2 separate regions of the Mus musculus genome follow, and region 1 is linked to region 2. A link is a loop called in an ENCODE intact Hi-C map of the cell type or tissue named here. Cell type or tissue: gastrocnemius. All regions are shown on one strand. Links, peaks and the distances in the headings refer to the core of each region. The heading gives the core; the rest is flanking DNA.

What was found. Hi-C counts contacts between places; a loop is a spot of excess contacts. Peaks named below come from ENCODE experiments on the same cell type or tissue, not always from the same donor. Only the 100,000 strongest peaks of a DNase experiment are listed, where the experiment ranks them.
Region 1: a loop joins it to region 2, with 4 times the contacts of the local background. A loop is called at or near these places in 2 of 42 quality-filtered maps.

The regions. Positions count from the first base shown.
Region 1 is chr8:78,564,485-78,569,484 of GRCm38, reverse strand. The region is part of intron 4 of Slc10a7 (solute carrier family 10 (sodium/bile acid cotransporter family), member 7); the gene reads right to left. Among named protein-coding and RNA genes, the nearest start is that of Slc10a7, 58 kb to the right of the region's middle. In gastrocnemius, for the core only: no CTCF peak of the experiment used is centred there; no DNase peak of the experiment used is centred there; H3K4me3 peaks cover 1,619 bases; H3K27ac peaks cover 2,203 bases.
Region 2 is chr8:78,495,588-78,510,559 of GRCm38, reverse strand. Rbmxl1 (RNA binding motif protein, X-linked like-1) reads left to right here and starts at 1,632. Exons shown (of 2, transcript NM_001252089.1): 1 at 1,632-1,761; 2 at 3,743-5,291. The coding sequence starts at 3,848. The coding sequence ends at 5,014. Slc10a7 (solute carrier family 10 (sodium/bile acid cotransporter family), member 7) reads right to left here and starts at 1,232. Exons shown (of 12, transcript NM_029736.2): 1 at 886-1,232. The coding sequence starts at 985. In gastrocnemius, for the core only: no CTCF peak of the experiment used is centred there; DNase peaks (open chromatin) are centred at 838, 1,229, 1,637 and 1,958; H3K4me3 peaks cover 3,110 bases; H3K27ac peaks cover 2,571 bases.

The DNA.
Region 1 (5,000 bases), core at 1-5,000, 59 kb before region 2:
TCGCAGAGCTGCCATGGCCCTCTATCAGCCACCCAATCCAGGCCCTTTTCCTCAAAAAGGGTATCACTGGCGTCACTAACAACAAGGCCTGTCCACCCTTCATAGTCTTCAGAGTCAGCAGCTGGAGCAGTTCTTCTAGAGTTTCAGATTTAGAATATAAGTTAGAAATGACACTTTCAATACCAAGCTCGTCTCTTTCCTAACACACATACTGGAGATTATTTTTTCACGAGGGGCCCCTCGATGTCTCCATTCCAAGTCCTGAGTGGTGGTAACTGGTGAACTGGCTCTCAAAAAGAACAGCAATATGTGGTGCTAATGTAACATTTCTAAAAATGTATGTGTGTATGTATGCATGTATGTGCGCGTGTGTGCATACCCCATGGTGCAATATGGAACTTAGAAGACAAGCTGTGTGTCTCTGTTCTCCTCTTCCACCCCATAGGCCCTAGGCATGGAACCCAGGTCATCAGGCTTGGCAGCTAATATCTTTTACCTGCTGACCCACCTCACCAGCTCCTAATGCAACATTTAAAGAAGAAATATTAATTTTGTGAAAACTCATTTAGAAAATAAAAGATTCTGGAAAGTCATTTTATAAGAACAACATTAACCTGATATCAAAGCCATCTGAAACATCATACGAAAAGCATAAAATAATAATTCTCATGTATACAGATAAGCACAAAGGCCCTTATATAATTTGAATTATTAGAACCTGCAGCATGCAGAAATACTTCATTGTGCAATCGGGTTTTACTTTAGAAATACATCATTGCTTTATGATTTGAAAAATCAATCAAGGCAACTCACCTGATCAATTTTTTTTTTCTTTTTTAAAACGTGGTCATTTCAAAACTATCTGTCAAAATTCAAGATCACTATGATGGCACTTGCCTATAGTCTTAGCACTCAGAAGTCTGAAGAAGGAGGATCAAAAGTTCCAGGGCAGCTTGGGACAGAGTGAGACACACATATTTACACTCAGAACTCAGGAAGCTGGAGGCTGGTAGGTGGCTGGGTGGATAATCCCCTCAGCGTGTAAGCGCAACCACCAGATTTCAAACCTCAGCGCGTGCGTGAGAGCCTGAGGAGTGGCACGGCCCTCTGTGACCCAGTACTTGACTGGAAGGCTGAGAGGATCTACCAGAATAAGCTGGCTAGCTAGAACAGAGCAACTGATACTCTGCGGGGTCAGTGAGAACCTCTGACTCAGCAGATAAAATGAAACTCGATCAGGAAAGACACCCAACTTCAGTCTCTAACCTCACACATATGTGAGTGTGCAACCATATGTATTGCCCACAAACAGACACATATGCATATGTATACACACAGCCTAGAAAACTAGAATACATACGTATTTTCTCTGTCTGGTGAGGGTATCATGACGAGCAGTGAACAACTGAACATAACTCAAAGGTAGAAGGCTGAATGTTCCAAAACCAGCCCTGCAACAGGATATATTCTCACTACTGTTTCTATCTGACCCTTGGCCAGACAATATGAAGACCAGGAATAAAAGTTCCAAGAGAAGGACCCAGCTATGCCACAAAAACGACCTTAACTTTGCTTAATTTGCAAAGAGATATGAAACTTAACTTGGGTTTGCATTTTAAATGCCTCTGATAATCACGACTGAAATTTAAACTGCCTTCAAAAACTGGGTAAAAAATACTGGCCAAACCTCTGCTCTACAGAATCCTCCAGTCTAATGTCCAGCCATAATGAAAGTAAAATAACTTTCCCATTTTTTGCTATAATAGACAAGCTGCAATTGTGTGCCTTTGTGTATCTAACCTCCGGGTTCTGTGGGTTCCTACATAAAGCCTGCATGTATTTTTTTTTTTTAAATGCAGTGATAAACTTGAAATTCTCCTTCCTAATCTGCTTTGATTTTTACCTTGCCTGGAAGTTCTAGCAGTGAAATAATGCAAGACAAAGAAATAAAGGTGCACAGGCTAGAAAGGATGAAACAGACCCCACACAAAAAGTTAAGTGCAGTTTTCATACTACAGAGCATAAAATGGACATATAAGAGTACCAGTGTGGCATCCCAGAGCTGAGGAAGAGGAAGAGGAAGAAGAGGAAGAAGAAGAGGAAGAAGAGGAAGAGAAGGGAGATACATCTCCCAGGGGTCACTGGCTGGCCGGCTGGCCTCAACTCCTAATTCAAGACCTTGACTCAAAACACAAGATAGCCATTGTGAGGAATCACACCCAAGGTTGACCTCTGGCATCTATATACATGTACACATATGCACTCAGACCTACATAAGTATTCCCATAGACACAAACATGCACACACAGGGATGCATGTGCACACATGTACATATACTCTGACACACAAACAAAAACATTTAAGAGCTATAGTTCTATATTAACATGTCAAGCCTTTCTGTATTAACCTAAAGAGTCACTGTAATTTCAATATATCTACAGGGTTTTAGTACAGATTGACTCAATTTGTACCTGCTTACTTTTCAAGGCATCACTTCCTTGAGGAAAAGAGAAATGAACAAAGTCAGTTTCCTGATTTCAACACTCACTGAGAAGTCATACTGAGTAAGAGACAGGAAACTGGCTTGAGGACAGACTGTTGACCAAGGTGCATGAGGACAGATGGACTGCTGACCGCGGTGCACAGCACAGCAACTCTAGAGATCGACCTTTCTGGAGATGTGGGCTGGCTTTTGACAGGATCGCTAGGGCAGCTCAGTGGGGAAAGGACCAAACTTCAGCAAGTGAGCACTGCTCAGCCAGCCACATGCCAACCAGACCAAAAAGCCAAAGGTCTTAACCACCAGACTCACCTCACAAAGCCTAAGAAACGTAGTCGGAACAGAACCATTTGATTCAGACACTCAGTCAGCAGGGCTGCCAATGTATTAACTGGAAAGTAAAACAGCTTCCTAAAATTATTGTGAAACTGAGATGCTTATATAGATGGTTATATATAAGCCCATGTTTCATACAAAATATCATAAGGCCACCATAAAGGTGGTGGCACACGTCTTTAATCCCAGCACTCAGGAGGCAAAGGCAGGCGGATTTCTGAGTTTGAGGCCAGACTGGTCTACAAAGTGAGTTCCAGGACAGCCAGGGCTACACAGAGAAACCTTGTCTCTAAAAAAACAAAACAAAACAAAACAAAAAACAAAAACAAAAACAAAAATCATAAAACCTATAGCCCAGATGCATAAAAGTATCTGTTCTCCGACATAAGAATAAAAAACTATCACAGCAGGTAAAAAAGGAACACTTCTAAAAGGATCCGCAGAAAAACAGCCTTCTTTCCTGCACCTGCACCCCAGGGCTCTTCAGTACAAACCTCTGCACTTGGGGTTCGTGTTTACTGAACTTATAGGGTTCTAAACCCGTGCCTCGCATCACAAGTAAAACACACGTAGCTTGTTAGGCGCACCTACAAGTAGACCTGATGTATTTAAATGAATGCAATCCAAAAGGTCAATGAGTTGTAAGGAAAAGACAGGAGAGGTGCTGGACGTGGACAAGGGCCTGCAGAAGGGAGGGGCAGGAGGGGCGGGAGGGAAGGTTTTTTTTTTTTTTTTTTTTTTTTTGGCCAAGCCAGATGACTTCATTTGATCCCTAAGACTTACAAGATCTGCAAGTTGTCCTCTATCCCCACATTCATATTCATTCATTTTCTCTCTCTCTCTCTCTCTCTCTCTCTCTCTCTCTCTCTCTCTCTCACACACACACACACACACACACACACACACACACACACACACACACCACAAAATGCAATACAAAATTATTTAAAAAAAAAACAAAAAAACAGTGATCGGAGCCCGGCATGGTGGCGCACGCCTTTAATCCCAGCACTCAGGAGGCAGAGGCAGGAGGATTTCTGAGTTCGAGGCCAGCCTGGTCTACAAAGTGAGTTCCAGGACAGCCAGGGCTACATAGAATGCAGGAAGCCCCGAGTTCTATCTACAGCACCAAAAATGATTAGAACAACTTTCTTTAAAACGTGTGTGTGCGTGCACATGCATGCGCGCGTACCTGTATGTACATTCCCATGAGTGAGTGCAAGCTTATGCAAGCCGTGCCACTCATGTGGAGGCCAGAGAGCAGTCTCAGATACCAGTGCTCACCTTCCACCCTGTGTGAGGGGATCTCTTGTGCCACTGAATGTCACAGGCTAGCGAGCCTCCAGGGACTCTCCTGACTTCAGCCTCCCATCTCGCTGTAAGACCATGGGACTACATCTGCGCACTATTATGTCCACTTTCTGGTTGATCTGAGCTCGGGTCCTCACACTTGCATGCAAGCACTTGATCCTGTGAGCCATCAGTCCAGCACCCTAGAATAACCTCCCAGGAGAAAGCAAGAGGCCGGTCCTTCCTTTATGACTGTGCTGCCAAAGCAAACAGGAGAGAAAGGCACGGCACTGAACCTCCTGCCATTGTTGCAGGACAAGGACACCAACTCTATTTCCCCGAACAGCATTATACATGTCAATAATTAGCAAATGACTATGACTTGGATTTTGTTAAATGGTTAATAAAAATTAAAATCACTATTAAAATTTAAATCTTATATTTCAAATAAAGACTAATTGAATATACTTTTCAGTACCTATGAAACATTGATTCTGCTAAGTTAGTTGAATGAACTTTCTCCTTTATAGTGAGTGTACCACTGGGAGGAGAGAGGGGAGGGAGGGAAATGAAATTAAATAATTAACTAATTAATTAATTAATTAATTGAAAGCCTAACACTAAAAGATGGTAGAGAATGCTCTTACATCCTGGTTAGCTGATCAGAAATTAGAATATTCATCACCTAGGAAATATAGTTGGGCCTGGCCAGAAGACTTAGTGATTGCTAACTTCTTCGACCCTTAGTTAGTCACTGGAGGAGGTAAAGCCAAACAAGACTAAATTTGGAATTTCACTGGAAAGCACACACACACAGCTGAGTTTAAAACCCAGCTTTAAGGCAGCATCATTTATATGTAGGAATACTAGGGTA
Region 2 (14,972 bases), core at 1-5,000:
CTGCCAATAAACCTGGAACCTAACTCATGAGGTCAAAAACATATGAACTGAAGAAACTCAATTAATATCTATGAAAAGCAGAACAAGGTTGTCTGAAGGTGGGGGAGAGGGTATAAAACGCCAGTGACACGTCCCATGTTCCCACCAGTGTCCACAGGTCACATTACAAAGCTCCTACTATTCAGAGATTGGAGCGGAGGTTTTAACCCATCCACACTTCCCTGCCAAAACATACAGTGTGCATAGTCTAACACAGTCTGCAACTGTTGGACGGCTGCTGTAGTAACGGCAGCCCAGCAGCACACGGAAGTAGTGTCCCGTAAGGAAAGAGTGCAACGTGTCAGTACAATTGGGAGTTTTAGTCAGCAACTAAGGCACACTAAAAATTGAAGTTTGGAGCAAGGGTATCCTTTTTTCCTTTTTCTCCTATCCGCCGCTCCCGCCAATAATCTCCCCCAAACCCCTTTCTCTCCAACAGACTTTTTTTTGGGGGGGGGGGGCGGCAAAAGGGAGGAGTCGGAAATAGACTGGATAATGAGGTCTATTCCAGGATAGATAAAGAACTCCTGGCAACCTATAGTCCCTTGGGATGGGATGCTACTAAGAACGAGAGGAGTAACTTTCAGTTTCTGTACCCTCACTCCGGCACTGAGCAGAAGTCATTGATTGCCCGCAGAAAAGGCAACCTGCACTCCCACTCCCCTGCCCCATTCCTAATTCCCTCCTGGGCTAGCAAGTGAGAAGAACCTGCTAAAAGCCCCCCTCTCTCCCGCTGCGAGACAGAGGGCTGTGCCGCAGCCAGGGCGGCCGCTCCTCCCGGGGACTCGCCGACGAGTTCAGAAGTGGGAGCCGGCGCGCTGCAGCCGGCGGAGGTGCGGCACTTACCCCCGTTCACTCCGACCGACGGCTCGAGCTTAGCGGCGCCGATCGCCACCACTATCCCGACCATGAACCATTCTTTCCTCGCCCTCTCCAGCAGCCTCATATTTGTTAGGGCGGGTGGGTTTTGTTTATTTGTTTGGCTGGCTTGCTTTCCAAACTGCGATCCCTAAATCCCCGGGGCGTCTCCACACTTTCCTCGATCCCTCCAGACATGCAGCAGAGCAAGTCAAATTGCCACTCGTAAACTAAAGACCGAGGGGTGGCTCGGGCGGCTCCGAGGCGGGCTGGGAGTAGTAGTACCCAGTGACAGGAAAGCCTCGCTGAGCGCCGCCATCACTACCACGCACCTCAGAATAGACGCGCCCACCCGCCGAGGACCAGGGCGCAGGGGACGTAAAACGGAGGCACACCAGGAGCACGCAAGTGAGACGAGTCACGGGCTGCACTAACAGGACCCGCCGCCGTGCATACACGGCCAAGCTTGGGGAGGCCCGCAGTGGGAGAGAGGGATGAGGCGCCCCAGACGCCCAGCCTCATCATGGGTGTCGCTGCAGTAAAGCTATATTGACGGCGGCCCGAGCCCCGAGACATGCCTTGCAGAGAGCGTCTCTCACTCTGCCCTGAGCCCGAGAGACCCGCGGCGTGCGCTGGGCCGGTACCGGGCTGCGCCGTGGCGGCGGCTGCGCGCGCCAATGCCTGCTATGTCTATGCGCGTATACTCGAGACATTACGGCGACGACCGACGTCGCGTTGACGTTGCGCGGGGGGAGGGGAAGCCATTCGCGGCCTCTGGTTCTCGGCGGGAGCGGCGGCGGCAGACGCGTGTGGCGACCGGCGCGGGAAAGCGGCTTCCTAGTTAGGGAAGCGTTAGCCCCGTGGGTAGGTTGAAAATCGGTGGCCGAGCAGACGTCCGGGACGGCAGGCCCCCCGCCTTCCCGCAGCGGCGGCGGCGGGAAGGCGGGGAAGGCGGGCTGGGCCTTCCCGCCAGGTCGGTGGCCTGCCCGGGCCTTTCTGCCCGACCGCCTCCGCGGCCAAAACCCGCCTCGGGAGTGGGGAGGACGGCCGGGATGGGGCAAATCTTCCCTGGGGGGCGGTGAGAGAGCGACCCAGGCTCCTCCCCACCCGTGTGCCGCGCGTGGGCGGGCGATTCCGGAGGCCGCGTGGTGCGGGCCTTTGCCTGACCCCGAACCACTAAAGCAACAGGACAACTGAGAGGGGGCCAGGAACTCAGAACAAAAGCAGTGAGGGCCAGATCCAGGGTGGAGGGTCTGATGTCCGCCCCCTCCCCCAACCCTCGGTTTCTTGCATTGCATTTTGGCGAATCTATGACATAGTTTCACGAATGGTCTTCCGAGCATCAACCCTTCCTCTTTATGCACCCAAAGAAAGAAAGGAACAAAGTATTGTGGGACATTTTGAAGCAGCCTGGTATCAGCTACTTGAATAGTTTACTATGGAACGTAACGTTCGAAAGGGATTGTACCAGACTTTCATTCTGAATGCATTCAAAGCTTGAAAGAGACTCGGCGTGCAATTTGCTCTATTTAACTTTATCTTGCTGACATGACTCGCTATCCAAAAACTAAGCTGCTTTAAGCAGTTGTGCTATCAGTTCTCAGTTGCACAGCCCCCACTGCTCGGTAATTACGCATCAGGCAGCATGAAGAAAAGCTAATCTCAAGATAAAAAGAACTTAATAGGGAGACATTAAACAATTTACCAGGCAAAAGAAGTACATGAAATGTGATAAAGGCTTATTATAAGACAGTCACAAGGTAAGTGGAGTTCTAGGAAGTAAAATTTATAACATAATTTTCTTCAGTAATTTTGCTTGGTTCAAAAGGAAAAAAAAATCTGCCTCAGTCATCGAATACTCAAAAGGTCATCACAGATAGTGCTGCTTAAGTAAGGCTGCTCACAGAGTCTTTCTAGAGATTTTGACCTGTTTAGAACAAAATCTTAATTCATAGAATATTTTAACCGTAGTTTTGTGAATTGTATTGTCAAGGACTGTATTAGTTTGCTAGGGCTGCTATAACAAATAGTCCCCTCCCCGAGTTAGCTATACTCAGACAATAGACATGTTGTTTTACTGTTGCAGAATAAGGAAATCCAAAATGGAGATATTGGAGGGCCATGTGTTCTAAAGGCTCTTTCCAGCTTCTTGTGGCTGTTAATATTCCCTGGCTTCCTTGATTTAGGTTCTGATGCTCCAGTCTCGACCTGGTTAGGCATCACATCTCCCTCCATATGTTTCAAGTGGCTGCTCTCTGCATCCTTGAGCATTCATTACCTTTTTTCTGTGTGTATCTTTAAAAGATACTTGTCCTTGGATTTAAAGCCTAACCAGATAGTCCAGAATAATGGGTCATATTCATTTAGATTAAGTTTATGAGCCTATATCCTTTCTCCAACTTAACTGGAGTACCATCCCCTGTAAAAGACACGTTTTCCCATGACCTCAGAAGGTGACTTGTAGAAATCAGATGTTGATAGGTATGAAAAGCTGCAGTTCTTCTGAATGTCATACAAAGGTGTGCAGGTGGAGTGTAAGCACCACGTAGGGTGGAGAGAGGAACTAGATTGAGATATCTATAAGCCAAAGTAGTCTAAGAATTACTGACAACCACTGGAAGCTAGGAGGGAGTCATGGTACAGATTTTTGTTAAGGCTTCTGATAGAAACTTACCTTCATACTTCGTGACTTCCTGAACTGTAAGAAAATCAATGTTTTATAACACACCTCCCACCCCCAGCCCTTTCGCAATGCATTGTTACAGCAGCCTGAGGAAACTAATACAATAATATTCACAGGTGCTCGTGTGCAGTAGTCCTAGTGGCTTTTCTGTTCTGTTCTGAGACCCAGCAGCTGTCACCGGTGAGCTACTTGGAAGGCCGATTTGGCGAGCTTGTAGGAGGAGCTTGAGACCTTCACGTCCCCTCCGACTCTCAGCTGGAAGGCAAGATGGTTGAAGCAGATCGCCCAGGAAAGCTCTTCATTGGTGGGCTTAATACAGAAACAAATGAGAAAGCCCTTGAAGCAGTATTTGGCAAGTATGGACGAATAGTGGAAATACTTTTGATGAAAGACCGGGAAACCAACAAATCAAGAGGATTTGCTTTTGTTACCTTCGAAAGCCCAGCAGATGCTAAAGATGCAGCTAGAGATATGAATGGAAAGTCCTTGGATGGAAAAGCCATCAAGGTGGAGCAAGCTACCAAACCATCTTTTGAAAGTGGCAGGCGTGGACCACCTCCACCTCCAAGAAGCAGGGGCCCTCCCAGAGGTCTTCGAGGAGGAAGTGGAGGAACTAGGGGACCCCCTTCACGTGGAGGATACATGGATGATGGTGGTTATTCCATGAACTTTAACATGAGTTCTTCCAGGGGACCACTTCCAGTAAAGAGAGGACCACCACCACGAAGCGGGGGTCCCCCTCCTAAAAGATCAACACCTTCCGGACCAGTTCGAAGCAGCAGTGGAATGGGCGGAAGAACACCAGTGTCCCGTGGAAGAGATAGCTACGGGGGTCCACCACGAAGGGAACCCCTGCCATCTCGCAGAGATGTTTATTTGTCCCCAAGAGATGATGGATATTCTACAAAAGATAGCTATTCAAGCAGAGATTACCCAAGCTCCCGAGACACCAGAGATTATGCACCGCCACCAAGAGATTATACTTACCGTGATTACAGTCATTCCAGTTCCCGTGATGACTATCCATCAAGAGGCTACGGTGATAGAGATGGATATGGTCGGGATCGTGACTATTCAGATCATCCAAGTGGAGGTTCCTACAGAGATTCATATGAGAGTTATGGAAACTCACGCAGTGCACCCCCTACACGAGGGCCACCACCATCTTATGGAGGAAGCAGTCGCTATGATGATTACAGCAGCTCACGTGATGGCTACGGTGGAAGTCGAGACAGTTACTCAAGCAGCAGAAGTGATCTCTACTCAAGTGGCCGTGATCGAGTTGGCAGACAAGAACGAGGGCTTCCCCCTTCTATGGAAAGGGGGTACCCTCCTCCACGTGATTCCTACAGCAGTTCAAGCCGAGGAGCGCCAAGAGGAGGTGGCCGTGGAGGGAGCCGATCTGATAGAGGGGGAGGCAGAAGCAGATATTAGAAACAAATAAGACTTTGGATCAAGGTCTCCATGCAAAGAAACAAAGGATGGAAAGTCTTCTGTCATAACTACCCAAGGACTACTAAAAGAAAAGTTGTGTTACCTTTTTAAATTTTCTGTTTTAAGTTTCCCTTCATTTTTGTGTTCTTGTGAAGAAAAAGTAAAACATGATTAATTTTGATATTATGAATTGCTTTCAACAAGCAAATGTTAAATGTGTAAGACTTGACTTGTACTAGTGTTGTAATTTTCCAAGTAAAAGTGTTCCTAAAGGCAATTTTCTGTCTTGATTTCTCCCCCCCACCCCCAATAAATGAGGTCAGCAATTTTAAGAGCTTTGAGGAACAATCTAGATAGTATTTGGTCCCTGGAAAATTCATTCAGCCTTCCAATACAGGTAAGCTAATTCTAGTAGAGGGTGGTAGTGGTGTGTTACTTTTAGGATCTCAGGGTGTCCTCTAACTCAAGGCTGTCAAAATCTGAGGTGAGGTACCTAGAAAAAGCTGCTCACCAAGAAACAAGAAAGGAAATGCATAAAGCTAACTTATTTCTCTCTTTTTCAAAAGCATTCCCTTTCCCTCGCGGTTGGACTTTGTTTCTTTTTTATTATTATTATTCTTTGATACAGGGTTTTTCTGTGTAGCCTTGGTCACCCTAGAATTCACTCTGTAGACTAGGTTGGCCTTGAAGTAGATCCACCTGAACTAAATCCTGAGTGCTGAAGTTAAGCACGTGGCCCACCATGCCCAACTTCTCCATATTAGGTGTTGTTTATTTTTTTAATAATTTATTTTATGTGTATTGGTAACTGCAAATGTGTTGGATCCCCTGGAACTGGGATTACAGATGGTTGTGAGCTGCCATGTGGGTGCTGGAAATTGGGTGCTCTTAACCACCTCCAGCCTCCCAATGTCTGTCTGTCTGTCTGTCTGTGTGTGCGTGCGTGTGTGCGCATCCGCGCGCAAGTTTATGTACACAACTTGTGTGTAGGTGCTTGTGGAAACCAGAAAAGGGGTGATAGAGTTTTACTCCATAGCCTGGGCTGGCTTCAGTGATCCTCCTGCCACATCTCCCCAGGGCTAATATTCTAGGTATGTACTATCACTCCAGGCTGTTGTTTCGGGGCTTTTCTCTTGCACCAACTCATCTACATTCAAGCAAAACTGGACACACAAAAAAAGGAAGACAAGAGTTGGAATTGTTTACTCAGTAAATATTCCTTTGGTTCCTCATACCAAAATACCTCTAATTAGGACTGGAGATGTAGCCCAGCAGGTAGAATGCTTGCCTAACATGCATGACATCCTGGGTTCAATCAGCAATAGCACATAAATGAGTGTGAACTGAATATGGTGTAACCCTGGCACTTGGAAGGTTGGGGTGGGAGGATCAGAAGTTTAAGGCTAGCTTCAGCTACATAGAACCCTGCCTGGAAGGAAAGAAAAGAAAAGATCCTGAGGTTAAAATTTTAGTTTGTCTCAGAAAGTTTGTCTTATGGTTCTGAAATCCAAGAACATAGTACCAGTATGTGGTCATTGTCTCATGCTGCATCTGAAGATGCCATGTAGGTTAAAGGCTCTGGCCCTCATTACTGCCCCAATCTGTGCTGATTGTAGTTCCTGTCCCAGCAACTCACTTAAGGGATTTGGGCCTTGTTTTCATGCAGTTTAAGAAGACAAATACTTGTGTATTTGTTTAGTGGAAAAAAATGTACCTCTATGCCTGCCATGTGTGGGTGCTGAGAATCCAGTGGCAAAGCTGACTTTGGGGAGTTTATCTAATAAAAACTAAATGCAGGCGGGGGAGGTGGCTTGGTGGACATAAAGTTTGCTGTTCAGGATCAGAGTTCAGGTTCCCAAAAACCTAAGTAAATCGGTGAGAGGTATGGCTGTCTGCATGTGATTCCATTGCTTGGGGGTGGACAAGGAGCCATTCCTGGGGCAAACTGCCCAGCTGGACTAGCCAAATCCCAGAGCCCTCAGTACAACAGCTACCCTCCGAGTGGATAGCAATTGAGGGAGACACCCAGAATCAACCTCTGGCCTACACAAACAGGCAGTCCTGCATACGACACACAACTAAATGTCATCAAGTTGTTTGTGGAAAGAACAAGATATTAAGAGTCATCATAACTGCAGAAAGCATTCCTGAGACCTGGTGGATGGACAGGTATGTTAGGAGAACTCACAGGTAAGGAGAAGCTTGACTTAGGAAACTCAAAAGAATTATATGACTAAACTAGCCAGGGACGGGAAGGACTTGTGGAGACCTGGTAGGATACAGATAGTGTGAAATCTTAAATTACAAAGGGTTTGGGTTCTGTTGGCAGATACTATAAAAATTAAAACTTGGCAGCCTGGTCTACAAAGTGAGTTCCAGGACAGCCAGGGCTATACAGAGAAACCCTGTCTCAAAAACGAAAGAAAGAAAAAGAAAACTTGGTGGATATTAAGCCAGCACATAGCATGCCTAGTTTTGCTGAAGTCATGCAAAAGTCATCCAGCCTAGACAGATAATTCAAGCTCAGATCTTGAAGCAGTGGTTAGTGCAAGAATTGCTAGTATACACAGGGACACTCAAGTAGCCTCTCACTGCCTGGAGGGGATGCAAAAGTGACAAGTCAAACCTCTCCAGGAATTTGGAGCATGTAAACAGTTGCCCACAGGTGAATAAAAAGACCTTCAGTCACAGCTGGACGTATTTAATCCCAGCACTTGAGAGGCAGAGGCAGGCGGATTTCTGAGTTGGAGGCCAGTCTTGTCTACAAAGTGAGTTCCAGGACAGCCAGGGCTACACAGAGAAACCCTGTCTGAAGAAACAAAAAAAAAAAAAAAAAAAAAAAAAGACCTTCAGTCGCATGTAGTGTTTCACCCAAGTTAGCAATGGGATTTTTCTGTAGGTTGTAGAAACATACATAGTTATCTAGCTGCTAGAGAATGCAGGTGCCTACTTTGTAAGCTTTGGTTTTGACCTGTGTGCATGTACTAGGGATAAGTGTGTGGCTTCACACACCAGAAGGCAAACCCCACCACTCACCTTTATTCCAGCCCACTTTTATTTATCTGCCTTTTTTAATTTTCTCATTAAGTGGCTCAGGCAGTCAATTGAGCTTGGAATCCGGCTCTCAGCCTCCTGAGTAACTGGGATTACAGCTCTGTACCACCAGGCCAGTGTACTCTTTAAACTTTATCTTACACTCAATGTTTCATTTCTTTGAATATAGTTCCTTTTTTTATAATTTCTATAAGCAATTATTGCCAAAACCAAATAAGCCTGAGCCATTATATTTGATACTCTTACATTTGATAAAATGGTAATAGGAATTCTATTTCATGGGCCTGGTATTAAGTAACACTGCATGTGCACTTTCTTTAAACAGAATAAATAAATGGCCATGCATTCATGTATTTAGCCAATATTTGTTGAGTGTCTGCTGTGCGGTAGACACTAGTATAAACACTGTGTGCAAGGTGAGAGACACGATTCAGTTTTCCTTGAATATTCTAGATGTAACAGAAAAATAACAAGCAGTACTAAGGCCATAGTTTTTTCTTTGTTTTGTTTTGTTTTTTATAAAAAGGGTATGATTTTGCAATCCTTCAGTTTGGGCTGCTATATGAAAGTAGCATAGACTGAGTGACTTAAACAATAAACATTTACATCTTGTACTGGGGAAGTATGAGATCAAGGTGCCCATAGAACTTTCTCGAAGAGGCTTCCACCTTCTGATTTGCAAGTGAGCGTTTTGTCTCATATAAAGAATGAAGGAAAGCAAGTGTCTGCACCTCTTTCTCAGACAGTTGCACTTTAATGACCAACTCATGTCCAAAACCCATCATCTAAATACCACCACACTGGGGAGCCATGATCTAAAGATGCCAGTTTGAGAAGGGGTTCACAAATATCTAGTCCATAATAGCCCTGAGACAAGCCCACCATGATATATTATATATATATATATCAGGTGAGTACTTGAAATAGACTGTAGAGTTTGTGAAACCCCAAAGTAGCAATGGCTTTGTCATGTGTATTGCCTTACTATTGACACTGGAACAAATCACTATAAAATTAGTGTCTCCATGCTCAACCTGCCATCAGGGCTGTGTCTTTCTGAAGACTCTTGCAAAGAATTGCTGTTACAGATGTCTGCATTCCTAGGTGCTCTGCCGTTCCAGCTTCATAGTCAGCCATGACCACTGAATCTTTCTTGGGTGGAATCAGTCTGGCTCTTATTCTCTAGCAACTTGCTTTCATTTAGTTGGTTGGTTGGTTGGTTGGTTGGTTGGTTGGCTGGCTGGCTGGCTGCCTGGCTGGCTGGCTGACTGACTGACTGGCTAGCCGGTTTGGGTTTTGTGATTGTTGATTTGTGTGTGTGTGTGTATCTGTGTATGTATAGATAGGTAGGTAGGTAGGTGAGTAGATAGATAGATAGATAGATAGATGTGTATCTGTGTATGTATAGATAGGTAGATAGAGATAGATAGATAGATAGATAGATAGATAGATAGATAGATAGATAGATAGGATGGTGAGACAAGATCTCTGTAGTCTTGGCTGTCCTGGAGCTTGCTGGTGTGTAGTTCATACCTATAGAGGATACATTTTCCCAATGCTCTTCAACTATAACAGGAAGCTAGTTAAAGCCCCGGGACCTGTTTTTATGACTCTGATATCACTTCTGACGACTTGATCTTTATGAAGTAACTATTTCCCAAAGGCCCCACTTCCTAATACCATCCCAGTGGAGGCTCAACTTCCATTTTTGTTTTGTTTTGTTTTGTTTTGTTTTTGTTGTTGTTGCTGTTTTCGAGACAGGATTTCTCTGTATAGCCCTGGCTGTCCTGGAACTCACTTTGTAGACCAGGCTGGCCTCGAACTCAGAAATCTGCCTGCCTCTGCCTCCCGAGTGCTGGGATTAAAGGTGTGTGCCACCACGCCCGGCTGGACTTCCATTTATGTATTTAGGAATGATACATATGCTCAGTTCACAACATGGAATACAAGTCACCTGCTACCTGTTGAGGATTCAGCCACTTTCTAGGAGTATGGCACAGCTGTACCCAAAGGTCTTCAATGGTTCCCTTCAGTTTTTTTTTTCTTTTTTTTTTTTTTTATTACGTATTTTCCTCAATTACATTTCCAATGCTATCCCAAAAGTCCCCCATACCCCTCCCCACCACTTCCCTACCCACCCATTCCCATTTTTTGGCCCTGGCATTCCCTTGTACTGGGCCCCCTTCGGTTTTTAAAATCCCCTCCTTATTCTGACATAGCCTGATGTGCTTATGCAATCCCGGTCTCTGTTAAGCCTCCTCTTGCAATCTGAAATGAGGTTTCCTGCTTTGATGCCTTTTCTAAATGCTCTTTGCCTTTCTAAGAATGTTCTTCTGTGTCCATGAGTTCAAATCCAGTCCCATCAGATCATTAAGTTCCTAGGCAGAGATCTCCTTGAAGCTTTTTTCTGTTTCCAGTTAAAAGTTTCAAACTTCCTAACCTCTTGTCTCTATCCAGTGTGGACAGAAGCATTGACGGCAGCTTGCTTGCACATCGTTCCCCATCCCCATCTCCACAATGCATGGGGGGAGAGGGTTGAGTTATTTGGAAAGATAATTCCTTGAATTAATACAATGATTAGATTTGCTGCAAATATAGAGCTTATGAATGGAAAACTCTGTATCTTTTATATAATTGCTATATAAAATGCGTGATGAGTAGGTTCATAGTTGTGGAGGGTTGTTGTTTTGCTTGGGCTTTTGAGACAGGCTCTCTGTACCACAAGCTTTCCTCAAACTCAACACAGTCCTCCTGCCTTGGCCTCCCAAATGCTGGGACTGCACATTTGAGCTACCACATTTAGCCCACCTTTTGTGTTATATGTACTTTTTTTTTCCTGTAGAGAGCTGAATTTGGGCATGAATCTTCATAGCTGCCAGATGATTCCCAGGAAATCTGGCTTCCCTCTTGGGGCTCTTAGTCTCACTCATTAGAGAATTTAAGAATGGGCTCAAATGGAAGTTCTAGGCCAGTTTAGTAGAGTTCACCAAAAAAAAAAAAAAAAAACCTCAGTGTGGTGGGCAGGATGAAAATGTCAGCAGCTGCCTTGAGGAGCAGAATTAAGGAGAGGGGAAAAGGCTGCCCCATTTGAGTTATAAACATTGGTGTCTACCACCAAGTAGGGAAAGGAACCCCACAATAAAGAAAATGCATACTCACTACCTGGCCAGCAAACAAAAGATAGCTTTAAGAAAAATAGGGAGGGAGAGAGGGAGGGAGGGAGGGAGGGAGGGAGGGAGGGAGGGAGGGAGGAAGGAAGGAAGGAAGGAAGGAAGGAAGGAAGGAAGGAAGGAAGGAAGGAAAAGAAAAGTTGCCCCTGCCTGACTCAGAGAGATAGAAAAATCCAGTAAATCTCATAGTAACCTCATAGTGTCTGATAGGTACTGGATTAGGAGTGGGAATGGGAGGGGGGCAGATCACAACATCTCATTAAAAAGATAATTCCTCCTATGTCTTTAGCATGGATTAAAGTAAACCCACCTTCTAATGGGTAGTCCTTTGGCCAGATGGTTGACAGGCCCAACTAGAATGTTAAGTATCTACTCAACACCAGAAAGTATTCTCTTGACCAGGAGTTCTCTCCTGCATTACAGTACATCAACTACTGAGTCACACTTGTAGTTTAAAACACTACTTTAATCTCTTTGGAGCAGGGTCACTGTAGTCCTGGTTATCCTGGAACTCTATGTAGATGAGGCTAGTTTTTAACTCAGATCCTTCTATCTCTGACTCCCTTCTAGTGGGACTAAAGGTATGTGCCATCACACCCAGCTAATATTTTAGATTCTAGAGTACTTGTGATTTTTTCCGTTAAGTTGCTTTAATAATTTAACTTTGGTGACTGGAACTTTTGCAGTTCTTAACATTCTAAAACTGGGTTAAATACTCAGAACAACAGATTCTAAAGAAAACCATGAGTTCTGTTTTGATCTTGGGTGACTGAGATTCCTGTTGTACATTTGTGATGCCAAGAAGGCAGCTGAGTAGGGGAGTCAGGAAACAAGGAATTTAGGTTAGTCACATATTCATGGGCCCAACAGATTAAGATAGAGGTCACCTACTCTGAGATTACCCTTATGTGCTTTAAATTGGGCCTGCAAGCTCACTTTGGGGTCTCTCCATCTTGGAATGAGGGACCCCCACATGCTGGTCTTCTGCAGAATAAAATGTTCCTTGCTTTTACATACTATTTGAGTCTGGGGTATTATTCTTCAGCAAACAACAGACCCTTACATTTGGGGTCTAACCCCAGATTCAGCTATCTTTTTGTTGTTGTTGTTGTTTGTTTTTTGTATACAGATGAGGAAGAGAGAATTTTTATCATTAAGTTAAACGAAATTTGCCTTATTGAGAAATGTGACTTACTTCTAATCCTATTTCTCTGAAGGACAGCTAAACAGCTTAGTTTCAGTGTAATGTGGCTTGGAATTTGTCCTGGCTAGTTTTATGTCAACTTGACACAAGCTAGAGCTATATGAAAGGAGGGAACTTCATAATGTCTCCATCCATAAGGCCTGGCTATAGGCAAGCCTGTAGGGCATTTTCATAGTTAGCAACTAATGTGGAAGGCCCAGCCCACTGTGGGTGGTGCCATTGTCCCTTGGCTGGTGGTTCTGGATTCTGTTAGAGAGCAGGCTGAGCAAGCCATGGAGAGCAAGCCAGTAAGCAGCCCCTTTCCATGGCCTCTGCCTCAGCTCCTGCCTCCAGGTTCCTGCCCAGTTTGAGTTCCTGTCTTGACTTCCTGCGATTATGAACAGTGTTGTGGAAGTGGAAGCCAAATAAACATTTTCCTCCCCAACTTGCCTCTGATCATAGTGTTTCATCTCAGCAATAGTAACCCTAACCAAGACAGAACTTCAGCAGGACTGTTTTATTTTTATTTTTCACCTCATGTTGGGGGCATATTTCAGTCTTAAACAGTGCTTTTCCAGAACTGTTGCTTAACAATTCAAATAATTGGTATGTAATTACAGGGTACAATAGTAAACCCACAATTACAGTGGTTGAAAGATGTGCCTTTAAACTCATTTATTCTATTCAGCTATTCAGATAATTCGGCAAGTAATGAAGCTGCTCTCACATTTAGTCTGTATCATTTTCTACTGATTTACTTAGAGCAAGTGTGACTTGTTTCCAATATTAGGGGAAAAGGTTCATGATGGAACTGAGTGCTTGAAATTTTACATATTTAAAGATGATCAGTAGGGTGCCATGTGTGGTGGACACACTTTTAATCCCAGCAACTGGGAGGCAGAGGCAGTTGTATTTCTGTTAGTTCAAAGTCAGCCTGTTCTACACAGTGAGTCCTAGAACTTCGGAGCTACATAGTGTCTCAACAAAACAAAACAAAAAAAGAAAGAAAGAAACAAAGAAACAAAGAAAGAAACAAAGAAACAAAGAAACAAAGAAACGAAGAAAAAAGGAAAAGAAAAAAAAATTAGTTTCCGTTGCATATCATCTCCTCAATTGGCTTATTTGACAATATTTATTCTACATGTTTAGTGTAGACACATCTAAACTATATATTTCAGGTCTCATATTCCTTAGGGTTCACTGTAGACACTACATAAATGTTTCCCATAATGGATGCTGTCAATATGTTTCTATTTTTGAGGAAATATAGTTTATTCTAAGCCAAATATGAGTGACCATGGCTGGGAAATATGGATTTCTATTACCTTGAAGGATGTGCTCTATCTTGGAAGATGTGAAAAGAGACCGAATCTAACCCACTGAATTCTGTTTTGTTTCTGATTTCAACTTTTTGAGTTCTATTGCATTATTCTTCCCTTCAGTTCTAAGGTTCTAAGAACAGTCCTGATTGATACACATATATTATAACAGAATAAAGATAATTTGTTCCTTGCATTTGATCAACACACTGATGGAACACTGGCTACAGCAAAGTCAGGAAATGTTATGTTGCTGCTCTTTAACTTTAGAGTTTATAGAGGCTGGAAGTCTCCTGAGTTTAGCATGTATTCTAAGGGTTTCATTTGATAGTCATGAGAATGCTGAGTCAGCTAGCTAAAAAGGATAAAAGTTGGGACTTAGAAAGATAGTTCCAGGGCTGGAGAGATGGCTCAGTAGTAAGAGCACCGACTGCTCTTCCGAAGGTCCTGAGTTCAAATCCCAGCAACCACATGGTAGCTCACAACCATCTGTAATGAGATCTGACGCCCTCTTCTGGTGCATCTGAAGACAGCTACAGTGTACTTAGATATAATAATAAATAAGTCTTTTTTTAAGAAAAGAAAAAAGAAAATAAGAAAGATAGTTCCAGTGGATAAGAGCACTGACTGTACTTCTAGAGGTCCTGAGTTCAATCCCCTACAACCACATGGTGGCTGTGATGGTTTGTATAGTCTTGGACTAGGGAGTGGCACCATTTGGAAGAGTGACCTTGTTGGAATAGATGTGACCTGGTTGGAGTGGGTGTGTCACTGTGAGTGTGGGCATAAGACCCTCATCCTAGTTGCCTGGAAGTCAGTCTTCCACGAGCAGCCTTTGGATGAAGATGTAGAACTCTCAGCTCCTCCTGCACCATGTCTGCCTGGATGCTGCCATGCTTCCACCTTGATGGTAATGGACTGAACCTCTGAACCTGTAAGCCAGCCCCAATTAAATGTGGTTTTTTCCCCGCCCCTAAATGTTTTTTATAAGACTTGCTTTGGTCATGATGTCTGTTTAAAGCAGTAAAACCCTAACTAATACAGTGGCTCACAACCATCTATTCTGGTGTGTCTGAAGAGAGTGACAGTGCACTCACATACATAAAGTAAATAATACATGGCTACTAAAGGGATAGATATAACCCAAGATCATTTCAGTGGAGAAATCTATAGGACTCAGATGTTGTCTTTGTCAAATTCTTATTAGCCTTAGGCTGGTGGAAATTGGAAGC